Regions from separate parts of the Mus musculus genome. Here region 2 is linked to region 1. Evidence: chromatin loops called from intact Hi-C (ENCODE). Cell type or tissue: left cerebral cortex. All regions are shown on one strand. Each heading gives the region's core, and the rest is flanking DNA. Links, peaks and the distances in the headings are about the cores only.

Region 1 (5,366 bases), core at 163-5,162:
ATCTGCAGGCAGTAGGCAGCCTTTAGAAAGTCTTTCTCCCAAATCCCCTACAACTACTGAATAGTCTTTCTCTCCCAGTTCCCATCTGTCAGCTCTATTTAAAGAGGAACACACAAGGAATAGTATTTATATTATCACACCATGCTTCCCTCACTCAAAGAAGGGAAGGATCTGGGATGTTCCCTACTCCACATTCCCCTCAGCCTACCCCAGCTACACCCCTGACTGGCCTTCCTCTCTTCACATGGATGCTCTAGCTAATATTTGTGGGGTGCTCTGCAGTTTTCTGACCGTCTTTGCACACATAATTGCATTTGGGTAATGTATTTAAAACAATCCTCTGAAGCTGGGTGTTGGTGGCGCACACCTTTAATCCCAGCACTTGGGAGGCAAAGGCAGGCAGAGTTTGAGGACAGCCTGGTCTACAAAGTGAGCTCCAGGATAGCCAGGGCTACACAGAGAAACCCTGTCTCGAAAAACAAAAACCAAAACAAAACAAACCAAAACAAAACGAAAAACCAATCCTCTGAGCCACAATACTTTCCCTCCCATTTTACAGATATGAAAACTAAATGAAATTCACGTTCACAGGTCTGGAACCTAAGTCTCGCCAGGACTCACTCAAAGCCGTGCCTCACGTTCACCTTGCTACTACTCCACATGGTGTGGACTAAGAGTACATCCTGGAGGACTGAAGTTTGTGATTAGCTACACCATCCCCAAAGAAACAGAGACTCCTCCATTTTTCTCTCCAATGCTCCCTACAACACACACAACACCTTTAAAATACTGGGACAGGGCACCACAAAGAGACCTACAGGGCTACAAGGTGTAGAACCTCTGTAGGAGCACAGTTAGGTCATGGGGAAGAAAAAAAATTGCTCCAGACCAACAGGCAAAGCCAAAGAAGCACCCCAGAAAAATGAAAATGTGTAGAGCCCAAAATAAACGAATTGCCCTTCCCTTACCCAGTGCTCCAGTGGAAAGGAAAATGGATAGGCTTGCCTTCTGGCCAGGCCTGGGAGCTTGATCAGATTCAGACAGACACACCCATGCACTCAGCAGTAAGCTCTGAGCTACAAGAGCCAAACCTTGGGCTTCCCAAAAGCCAAAGGAGAAGCAGCCCCAGTCTGGGTCCAGGGCTCTTGTTCAAAGCCACCGTCTCCTCAGACACTGCAGGCCGTCAGGCAGGGCTATAAAATGTGCCTCGACTGAATTTTTCCACGGACACAGCCCCGAATGGGACTACCAGGCTCTGAAGGAGCGTCAGGCTCGCTGACTGGGCTCCAGGAGCTGCAGCTGGAAAGAGGGAGGCTATTTGTGTGTCAGGGTTGCCATTTCTCTCCTGAATCTCTTTCCAAGGCCTAGTGGGAGCAAATCGAGTAAGTTTTCATTCAGGGCTGGTTTGGGGCTGGAATTCAGTGCAAATTGCTTACATCTGCTTGGCCATGTCCCAGACAAGCAGGTAGTTTAGAGAAAGGAGGGGCTGTATCAGCCCACTTCTGTAGCCCAGGTAGCTTGCCAGCCGCTAAGGAATCAAAGGCCTGCTAGGGTCTATCAGTCCAGGCTGCAGAACTCTCTGACCAAGTTGAATAAAAACACCAGGGCAACCAGAGACAATAGGACTTTCACCCTAAATATGACTGGTGGGCTGGGACTGGGAAACCACAAAGATACCTAAAGGGAGGTGAGATGTAGGGCCAGGTTAGCCTGAAGGAGCAATGGCAGAGTTTAGACACTTCAACCTCTGCACAACAAGGGTGAATGCACTAACCTCATACATTTGGTAACCTCTTTCCACACCCCAGAAGCCTGCCAAGCCCCTGGACTTTTCACCCCACCCACCCCAGCTTGGCAGTTTTGCTGGGGCTTCCAGCTTCTATCATCGCACCAAAGCTGCAGCTGTGTAAAACTGAAAAATGAGGGGCAAGTACTGCCCAGGAGAGGAGCACTTTCCCGGAGGGCCGGGGACTCGGGCCTGAAGGTCCTAGTCTCTCCTGCAAGCTTTCAGTCTTCTGCTTTTGCAGTATCCTTATAAGGCCAACCCTACCCTCCGCCTGGCCGAAAATGTGTACCGTCCCGAGGTTGGACGCTGACTTCTCACTCCCGCTGCACAGGAAGGCACCACTCCCACCACCCCCCACTCCAGGACAGGTTTTGCTCTTAAACAAACTAATAAACAAATCGACTCCAAAGCGGTCCCCTGGTCCCAGCTCGTCTTGCAGCTGCACCCGGGAAGTGTGTTCCGGAGGAGGAGGCGGGTGCAAGCCCGGCGAGGCCGCGAGTCGCGGGCGAGCCGTGGGGCGGGGGCGAGCAACCTGCAGTGCTCGGAGGACCCGGCTGGGCTCTCGGCCCTGCCATTGTTGGCCCCGGCGCTGGCGCTTCGGGGCGGGAGCTCTGCCCACGTCGCCCCGACTAAGAGGGCGCTCCGCAGCCCCGGGGTCGTCCTCCCCGCCGCGTGCTCTTCCTACCTGCGCTGGCCGCGGGTTCTGCCGCGACACCCTGACTGTCGTGGCTGGGTGTCTAGGGCTCCGCCGACCCGGCTCGCTCGGAAGATCCAGGCGGCTCCAGCCCCCGCGTGATGTTCAGTGTCGCCTGCTCCCTTCGCTCGCACCGCGCGGGCACTGGGATCCCCGCAGCAGGAGACACACGGGCAAGCGACGGGCGTGGGGGCCGGGCCCGGGCCCGGTGCTGTCTGCCGGGAGCGTGCACGAGCTCGCAGTCAGGCAGCCCCGGGTGAGACAATAGCGCGAACGGCGAGCGAGCGGGGAGAAGCCATCTCCCGGACAGCCGGCGCACTGCACGGCGCGCGAGGCTCACCGGCTCCTGCCAGGACCGCGGCCCAGGCCGCCGGCAACAGCCGCAACGCCGAATCGCCTAGTCGCGGGAGCCAGAGGGCGGGGCGGCGGGAACACGGGCCCCCTCCCTCCCCTCTTCCTCTCCCCCTCCCCTCCCCCTCCCGCTCCCGCCTCCGCACCGTGTGCGGCGTCCTGAGCAGACCCCGGGGGCCAGCAATCCCACTTCCCGCTGGCAGATTGTCGTCGTTTTCCAGGCTGGAACCCCTTGCTCTGGGTCAGGTGAAACAAGCCAGATCACCTTATTGGAAGCGACACGGGCTGGGCGTTCAGTTATCCGTTCGAAAATTTCCTCTCATAATTATGCATGATAGGGATGCTCTAAAGAACTACCACCTTCGTGGGGGAGGCTGTGTTGGCACTTTTCTCTCCCGTTTGCTCAAGGGCGGTCTTCCAACCTGAGTGGGGAGGAGAAGTAGAGAAGCCTCCAACCCTATTAAGGTAGGAAGCAAACTTTGAAACTGTGTTATTTTCTCCGGGCACCTCCCTTAAAGCACCTGTGTCAAGCATTTTCCTAAGGGCTCTACCCAGTACTGGCCAGCTCCGTTTGCATAATAACTAGGGTCTCGGATCTCCAAGTACACTTTCTTCAACCAGGAACTTGTTCTTTGCTATCTTCCTTTCTTTGCCAGTCACACTGGGATTCAGCCTTCTTCCTCAGTACCCCTTCAAGCCTTGGTGGGAGAAGGTGTCTCAGCTCCCATGCCCTCTGCTCTCTAGCTAAGGCTTCTATGGAAACATCTGTTAAGCATCCCTTGCCTTGCCCCAAGGAAATATTTAAGATACTACCATTTCAGTCTATCAAAGTCAGAAAGGTCTTTATAAAACACATGGGGCCTTTGATCCCGCCCCCTTATTTGCATGAAACTCTGTAAGAAACCGGAGCAGTTTTCCAGGAGACAAGGGCTAAAGCCTTCCTAGGTTGGTAGAGGTAGAAACTGGGGAGAGCTCACAAAGAGGAGAGCTGTCTAGTAGAATGAGGATTTGAACAACTAGAGGAAGTCCTGTGGTGGAGAAAAGCAGTACAAAAGGGGAGTCCCTAAGCCAGGTCCTCAATCAGCACCTGGGAGGCAGAAGCACCCCAACGGGTGTGGTGTGTAACTCCAGGAGAGCTGCTGCTTTTTCTCCTGGCCTCTGCAGGCATCCATATGCATGTGCACACCCCCACAAGCATATACAGAATCTAAAAATAAATTCAATCTTAACCCCCACCCCCAAAAAGTCGAGTTCACAATTCTAAAGTATTTGAGGGAGAATATTGTTTTGTTTTCATCGAGGATGAAATGGAACGGTTAGATAGAAACCTCATGGGCATCACTAGGTGAGTGAAGAGAAAAAGAAGCCTGTGAGAGCTAAATCAGGTTCCGGTGGCTTGATGGTGAAAGACTCGTTCTAGAAGCTTAACAACTAGAGGAGGAATACAAAGGAGCATGAAAGATCAGGTATGGAAGTGTTGTTTGGCACAGGTTTTCCCATGTAGCTGAGGCTGCCATTTGAACTTGATATGTAGCCCAGGCTGGCTTCAAATTCATGATTGTACTGCCTCTTTCTCCTAAGTGCTGAGCCAACACCCTTGGCTTGGTTTTCTTTTAAGACAAGAAAGAAATGTGTTCCTATGCTGAGAGGTAAGACCAGGGAGCAAAGGGGTGAAAATGCAAACTGTCCCAAAGAGGAAAGGAGATGGCCCAAAGCATGCGAGACAAAGTTGCCTGGAGAGACTCACTGGCAAATGGATTTGGAGAGCAGTAAGTCTTGAAGCTATACCCTGAAGAAAAAAAATAGTTGCTACTTGATCGTCTTTGAGAATTCTGCTGAGACAAAAAGAGTAAAAATAGTATAGAAAGCTGGTTGTGGTGGCACATGCCTTTCATCCCAGCACTTGAGAGACAGAGGCAGGCAGAATTCTGAGTTCGAAGCCAGCCTGGTCTACAGAGTGAGTTCTAGGACAGCCAGGGCTACACAGAGAAACCCTGCCTTGAAAAACAAAACAAAACAAAACCAATAGATAGGATTGAAGATGTAAAAAATGTGGTTAGGTTTTAAATGACCATAGAAAGAAACGAGGGGGGCTGGTGAGATGGCTCAGTGGGTAAGAGCACCCGACTGCTCTTCTGAAGGTCCAGAGTTCAAATCCCAGCAACCACATGGTGGCTCACAACCATCTGTAACAAAATCTGACTCCCTCTTCTGGAGTGTCTGAAGACAGCTACAGTATACTTACATATAATAAATAAATAAATCTTAAAAAAAAAAAAAAGAAAGAAACGAGGGAGTACATAACTCGGTTTACACAAGGCCCTGGCTTAAGCCCCCAACACCAAGAGAGAACTAAGGATGGAGGCCCACAGCTGCTTACAGCTAGCATAGAGGCCACAGCTAGTGCTGGATATTTTTGTATGATGATGCAGATACTATTTGAATGTTTTCATCTGTAGCACCTAGACACCCGGATGTATAACACTGAGTCAGAGTTGCAGGTCTTCAGGACAGGTTCAGCGGAAGAATAAAGAA
Region 2 (5,366 bases), core at 78-5,077, 85 kb before region 1:
GGTTCCACCAACCAAAATGACACCCCTGCTAACATCTAATACTGGCACCTTTCATTTGGAGAAGAACATTTCTCTATATTGGGAAGAAGGATCACACTGGAGTATTTCTCAATTCAAGAACACCAGCTCAGATGCCTTCCTCAAAAATGTGCACAACTGTGCCTCCAGAGGCAAAGTCATGCTGCTATAGTAACCATATCAAAATAGAGCAAGTTATTAGTCATGTAAAAGGGAACAAACCTTTTTTCTCTTGATATGGGTGTATCTTTCTCCAGCAAGAGCCTCACCCAGCCCACAGCCTGGACAATTATCTTCTTGGCTCTCTAACAGCTGGGCCTTACAAGAAAGTAAGGTATGATGGCCAGAGAAGGCCACTGTAGCCTCAGAAGAGGCCTTTGAGTCCTGACGGCCTTTCCAATTCTTCCCTGACGGTTGAAAAGGAGCCTTAAAATTTAAAAGGTTGTAGGGGTCCTCAGAATGACAGAAAGAGTTCCACAATTTAAGATTCTCTGCTTCATCTGCACTCGGTTCCCAGTCATCTTCCTCCCCGGAACTATGGTCGGGGGTCTCCGGAAGGGGTCCCTCCTGACAGCTCCCTACACCACAGCTGCCAGACCAGGATGTCCCTGAATCTGATGGGTCTCTGGGGGCAATTCTGGCAGCCGTCTGAATCGTGGCTGTAAAGTTTTGGGGGTTGTAAGGATCTACACTGTGGAAAGAGTTCCAAAGGTGAAGGCCTTCCGAGTCCTGTTCCACGTCTGATTCAGACAGGGAGCCATCGCTATCAAAGCCATCGTCCTCAGGTTCCTCGCCCCAATCCTCACTTTCAGAATCAGAGCTGGCTTCCAAGTCACTGGGGGCGCCTCCCAAAATATAATCTATCAGTTTGTTGCTACAAACTGGTCTGGTAGAAACAGGAAGGCTCTCTCCTCTATCTGAGAGGTCAGTTGCATTAGTGTGGTCCTCTTCACATTCTTTTTCCACGGGTAATTCACAAAACAGACTGCTTCCCTGGGGGCTCTGTGAAACTTCTTGAATCACCAATTCTGGTTTTTTCTCAGTGGGCTCCGGCCTGTCTGCAGCAGGGGACACCGCCTGTGCTGGGTTATCTGTGCAATGTTGTGGGTCCATCCGGAGAAGGTTATGTTCCTCCTCCAGGCTATGATAGCCATTATCTTGGTCAGGGGTGGGTAACTCTTGCCCTTTGTTAGCCTGGAGGAATTCTAGCCGTTTCATACGAAGGTGGTGGATTTCCGGCAGGCCTTCTGTAGAGAGAGGCGGACACCTTCTCCAGGCGGTTGCCGACATCTCTGCCCGCAACGGCTGAGGGTGACAACCATCTTCAGAAAGATAGCAGCTCTCTGGGGTTAGTGTTCGGAAACCCACAAACTGGCCACCTCCAGCGCTGCTCTGACAGCGCAGCCCTAACTGGGGAAGGTAGTCCAGGTAGGAAGGGTTCAGGAGATAGGAAACTACCTTGAAATTACCTAAGCTCTGAACGCTCAGAGGCCCAGAGGATGAAGAGTCAAGTTCTCGGTGGGAGACTAGACCAGCTTGAAGGCTACTGGGCAGCAACTCCACTCCCCACAGCTGCTGCTCCAGGAGGAAAGTGGGCGCTGCAGAGTCTAAAGCTCTTTCCTGGGCCTTGAGTTTTAACTCCAGGTCTGAGGACGAGCACTGCCACTGGAGTCCCTCCTCTAGCCAATCAAGAGAACTGACAACCAAGTCTTCCGAAGAGTCCAGCCGCAGTGAACTCAGAGACTTCTGCACCGTGGGAGCGGCAGATTCCTCCCGTCCTCTCAAAGCTCTCAGGGCGCTGTAACTTGCGGCAAAATCTAGCCATCTGGTAGGAATCAGGCCCCCGAAAAGCTGGCTCCAAAGCAGCAGCTTCTGGAATAGGCTAGGGAGCAGGGCAAGGAGCTGAGAAAGCAATTTGGTCCAGTACCTGGTCCGACGCTCGGGCAGAGCGGAGTTCCCGGGATTTTGTCGAGAGGAAGGCGGCGGGAACTCCGAAGAGCAGGCGTGCGATCGCCGAAGGAAGGGCAGCCGGAACCAGGAGCCCAGCCGAGGGCCAGGCCGCTTCCGGGCCCTGTGCGTTCCTGTCTCCATCTCCTTTCCTTGGCGGCTTCTCAGACAGGAGGAGGACAGAGCTCAGCGGCGTCAGCGCAGGCTGGATCCGAGGTCTACACAGTCTCCGCCTTGCCCAGCCACGGAGTGGGTACTGCAGTCCGATTCCCGCGCCGGCAGAGGAGGCCCAGAGAGCGGCGGCTTCCGCAACGAGTGCTGCACCGGACGGCCCAGAGGCCCGCGCAAGCGGTGGCGACCGCGGTTAGGTCCATCCCGGCTAGGGAAGGAGACGTCCTAGGCCGTGTGAGATCGCTCCACCATAGAGAAGACCCTCCCTCGCGCGGCGGCGACGGAGACGACGGCGGCGTTTCCGGTGGCCCGCACGGAGGCGCGAAACGCCAAGGCGGAAAGGGTGGCTGGGTGGCAGGCGAGGGCGCAAAGAAGCGAAGCTCAAAATGGCCGCAGCCGCACACCCGGAAGCTGCAGGGCGAGACGGAGGACCGAGGGCGTCTACTCCCTACCGCCCAGCGGCGCCTCACGTCATTCGCCGAACCCCCACCCTTGCCTCCCGAGAGGCGGACTTGCCTCACCCTCGTGCGTGGCCTCTGATTGGCCGCGTCTGTGGTCCCTGTCGGCTTCCTTACTCGGGGTAGAGCGGGGCTCGCACGCGGCGAGTTGCATCAGCCGGACCTAGGATGTACGCTTGCGCAGTCAGTTCATTCTGGTCTCCTAGGAGACTCCGCGCCCCACCCTCTAGGTCAAAGGGAATGGCTGGGGAGGTGAGTGGGTTTCAAGAGAACCCGAGAATTCTCCCGAGCCCTTTTTTATGGATCCGATTGCTAGGCAAATTATCCGCTTATCTGACACGTGTATCGGTCTTCTCCTATTAAGGGCGTAGGAAGACTGGAGTGAAACGATGTAGGCAGTGCTGTATAACCAACTCGCCTGGTGCTAAGACACACATCATCCCTAGTGAATCATAGTGAAACTGAATCACTCACACATTCCTGTCCCCTCTGCTTTAGGATTTCTAAGTCTCTAGCATTGCCTGTGATCTAATTTGGACATCTTTCAGGGTCCATTTGACAAAATACCCCTCAGAAAGAAAAACGCGGTGTTACTAGCAAGCTGAAGTCACAGGTGGGAAGATAACTGTTAACTAACTCAGAAACAGCGCGTTCAATTCACTTATTTCCTCAGTAACAAGAGCCACAGAGTAGAGCATCCGGCGAAGGATAACACATTGGTGACTTTTGTCCTCTGAAAAATATTGGCTGATTAATTTTAATTACTGTAATAAGGGGAGGATTTTGTTTGTTTGAAACAGATTTTACTATGAAGCTCAGGCTGGCCTCAAACTAACCACAATCTTTCTGCCTCGGCCTTCCAACCAAGTACTGGCTGATTTATCTCTTACTAGTTTGGTTTCTTTCTTCCTTTTTTATTTTTATTTTTTTCTTTTCTTACTTATCTATTTATTTGTTTATTTGAGGCCGGGTCTCTCTACAGAGCCCTGACTGTTTGGAACTGGCGATGTAGACCAGGCTGGCCTTGAACTTATTAGTTCTGTCTCTTCCTCTCCAGCAAAGAGATTAAAGGCATGCACCACCATGCCTGGTCTTTAGTTCACTTTCTTATTCTCATTTTAATCCACAATGCAAAGACCAAGTGGCTATCACAGAGCGTAGTGGTTACACTAAGGAGGAGAATCTTGCTGCCCTGGGGGAGGGTCAGCTGATCCTCATGACTTGTTGAGCAAGGAACAAGCTCTTTCTTCCCTGAAACCAAGAGTTTTTACTGTTTACGCCCCCACAACATCTTATTACTTGTGTCTGGCAGTAACTGGTTTCTTAATCCTAAAAGCTTTAGGAAAACGTAATTAGCAATGAGTCGTTTTTTTCATAGTAGCAGGAGGTCCGAGTATGCAAATAAGTTACTTCGGGCTTCAGTTCCTTTTGGGGTGAAGCCGAGAGGATCATCTAACCGCTGGGTGAGGGGCTGTATCCCCAGGCAGAGAGGGTAGGAACACAAACACTAGCTAATATTCTGCTCTCGTTCTTCTTTACAATCCTCCATTGTTTACCACTGCCTACAAAATAAAGAAAGGCTCTGTTCAGCCTGCGCTGCCCGAATGCTCTCCAGCCTTCGCTTCTGCGGCTCCTCCTCTGGAGCACAGGACTTGTCCTTCCTCCGAGCGTTAGAGGAAAGACCTCACCTTTTCTTGTGGTGTATACCTACTTACACTCCCAGTTTCAACTTGAAGGTCAAGGTCTGCTTGAGGCCTCAATGGCCCTACGGGTCAGAATCTGTTGCTCCTTTTCAAGGCTGATTCACGCCTTTTAGTGGCGTTTAACAATTTGCACCAGCCCTTCCTGTAAATGTACCCTCCAGTCCAGGCAGTAATGAAAGAACTGTACCAACGTTTCAATTTCCCAATGAGGAGGAACTGTTCTCTGTAGAAAGTTCCCCTAAGTTGGTTTTTAAATGACACATTAGAATCTCTGTGCGATTCCTTTTTAATTGTTTGTTTCGTTAGTTCAGAATTTCTTCCATTTGTGTAATATGTTTTTATCGTGTTCTCTTCCTGTGATCCTGAGCAGGTAATTATCGCTCAAGTCATGGTTCCAGTGCCTTTTTTGTCTCTTGTTTTTGCCTTGTTCTGAGACTCTGACCTCAGGTCTCATGCTAGTACCCCAAGCTCTTTCCCCACCTCCTCAACCCCTAGGTCAGAATGTCTTAAAAATTCTCCACAGTCTCTTTTCACCAAGACAGTTTTATGTGATCACAGGTAATGGTATACAAGACAAACATTTACTGATAATGACTCATAAATTTAGTTTAAAACAATTTTATATACCTATAGTTATACCATTTATTAAAGGCATAAGTAAATTTGTATACTAGTAAAATGAAGGGCTAGAAAGACAGCTCAGCAGTTAAAAGCACTGGATGCTCTTTTAGAGAACCTGGGTTCAATTCCCAACACCCACAGATTTACTCACAGCTGTCTGTAACTCCAGTTCCAGGGGATCCAAGGCCTTCTGGCCTCCTCTAGCATACATATGGTGGACAGTCATGCATGCAGACAAAACAAAACAAAACAAATACATATTATAAAATAAAAGAAAAACCTAATAAATGGATGTGACAAAATTTACATATGCTTGGCTAAATGTTTAATACTGTAAGATCCACAAGATTGTCTATTTATGAGTTTATTTATTTTTTTAGAGAAGCTTAAAGAGAATAAATTTATACATAAATACCGCAAGGATTAGCACACTTCATCTGATGAGATA

What was found. A loop is a pair of places that touch in the nucleus more often than their neighbours do. Peaks named below come from ENCODE experiments on the same cell type or tissue, not always from the same donor. Only the 100,000 strongest peaks of a DNase experiment are listed, where the experiment ranks them.
Region 2: it touches region 1 in a loop (3-fold over the local background); 17 of 42 quality-filtered maps call a loop at or near these places.

What each region holds. Positions count from the first base shown.
Region 1 is chr1:133,043,529-133,048,894 of GRCm38, reverse strand. It overlaps Pik3c2b (phosphatidylinositol-4-phosphate 3-kinase catalytic subunit type 2 beta), which reads right to left and starts at 2,883. Exons shown (of 33, transcript NM_001099276.2): 1 at 2,472-2,883. In left cerebral cortex, for the core only: a CTCF peak has its summit at 2,784; DNase peaks (open chromatin) are centred at 2,040, 2,296, 2,782, 3,179 and 2 more places; H3K4me3 peaks cover 2,567 bases; H3K27ac peaks cover 3,071 bases.
Region 2 is chr1:133,128,490-133,133,855 of GRCm38, reverse strand. It overlaps Ppp1r15b (protein phosphatase 1, regulatory subunit 15B), which reads right to left and starts at 2,690. Exons shown (of 2, transcript NM_133819.3): 1 at 241-2,690. The coding sequence starts at 2,109. In left cerebral cortex, for the core only: no CTCF peak of the experiment used is centred there; DNase peaks (open chromatin) are centred at 1,665, 2,677, 3,709, 4,172 and 1 more place; H3K4me3 peaks cover 3,345 bases; H3K27ac peaks cover 4,505 bases.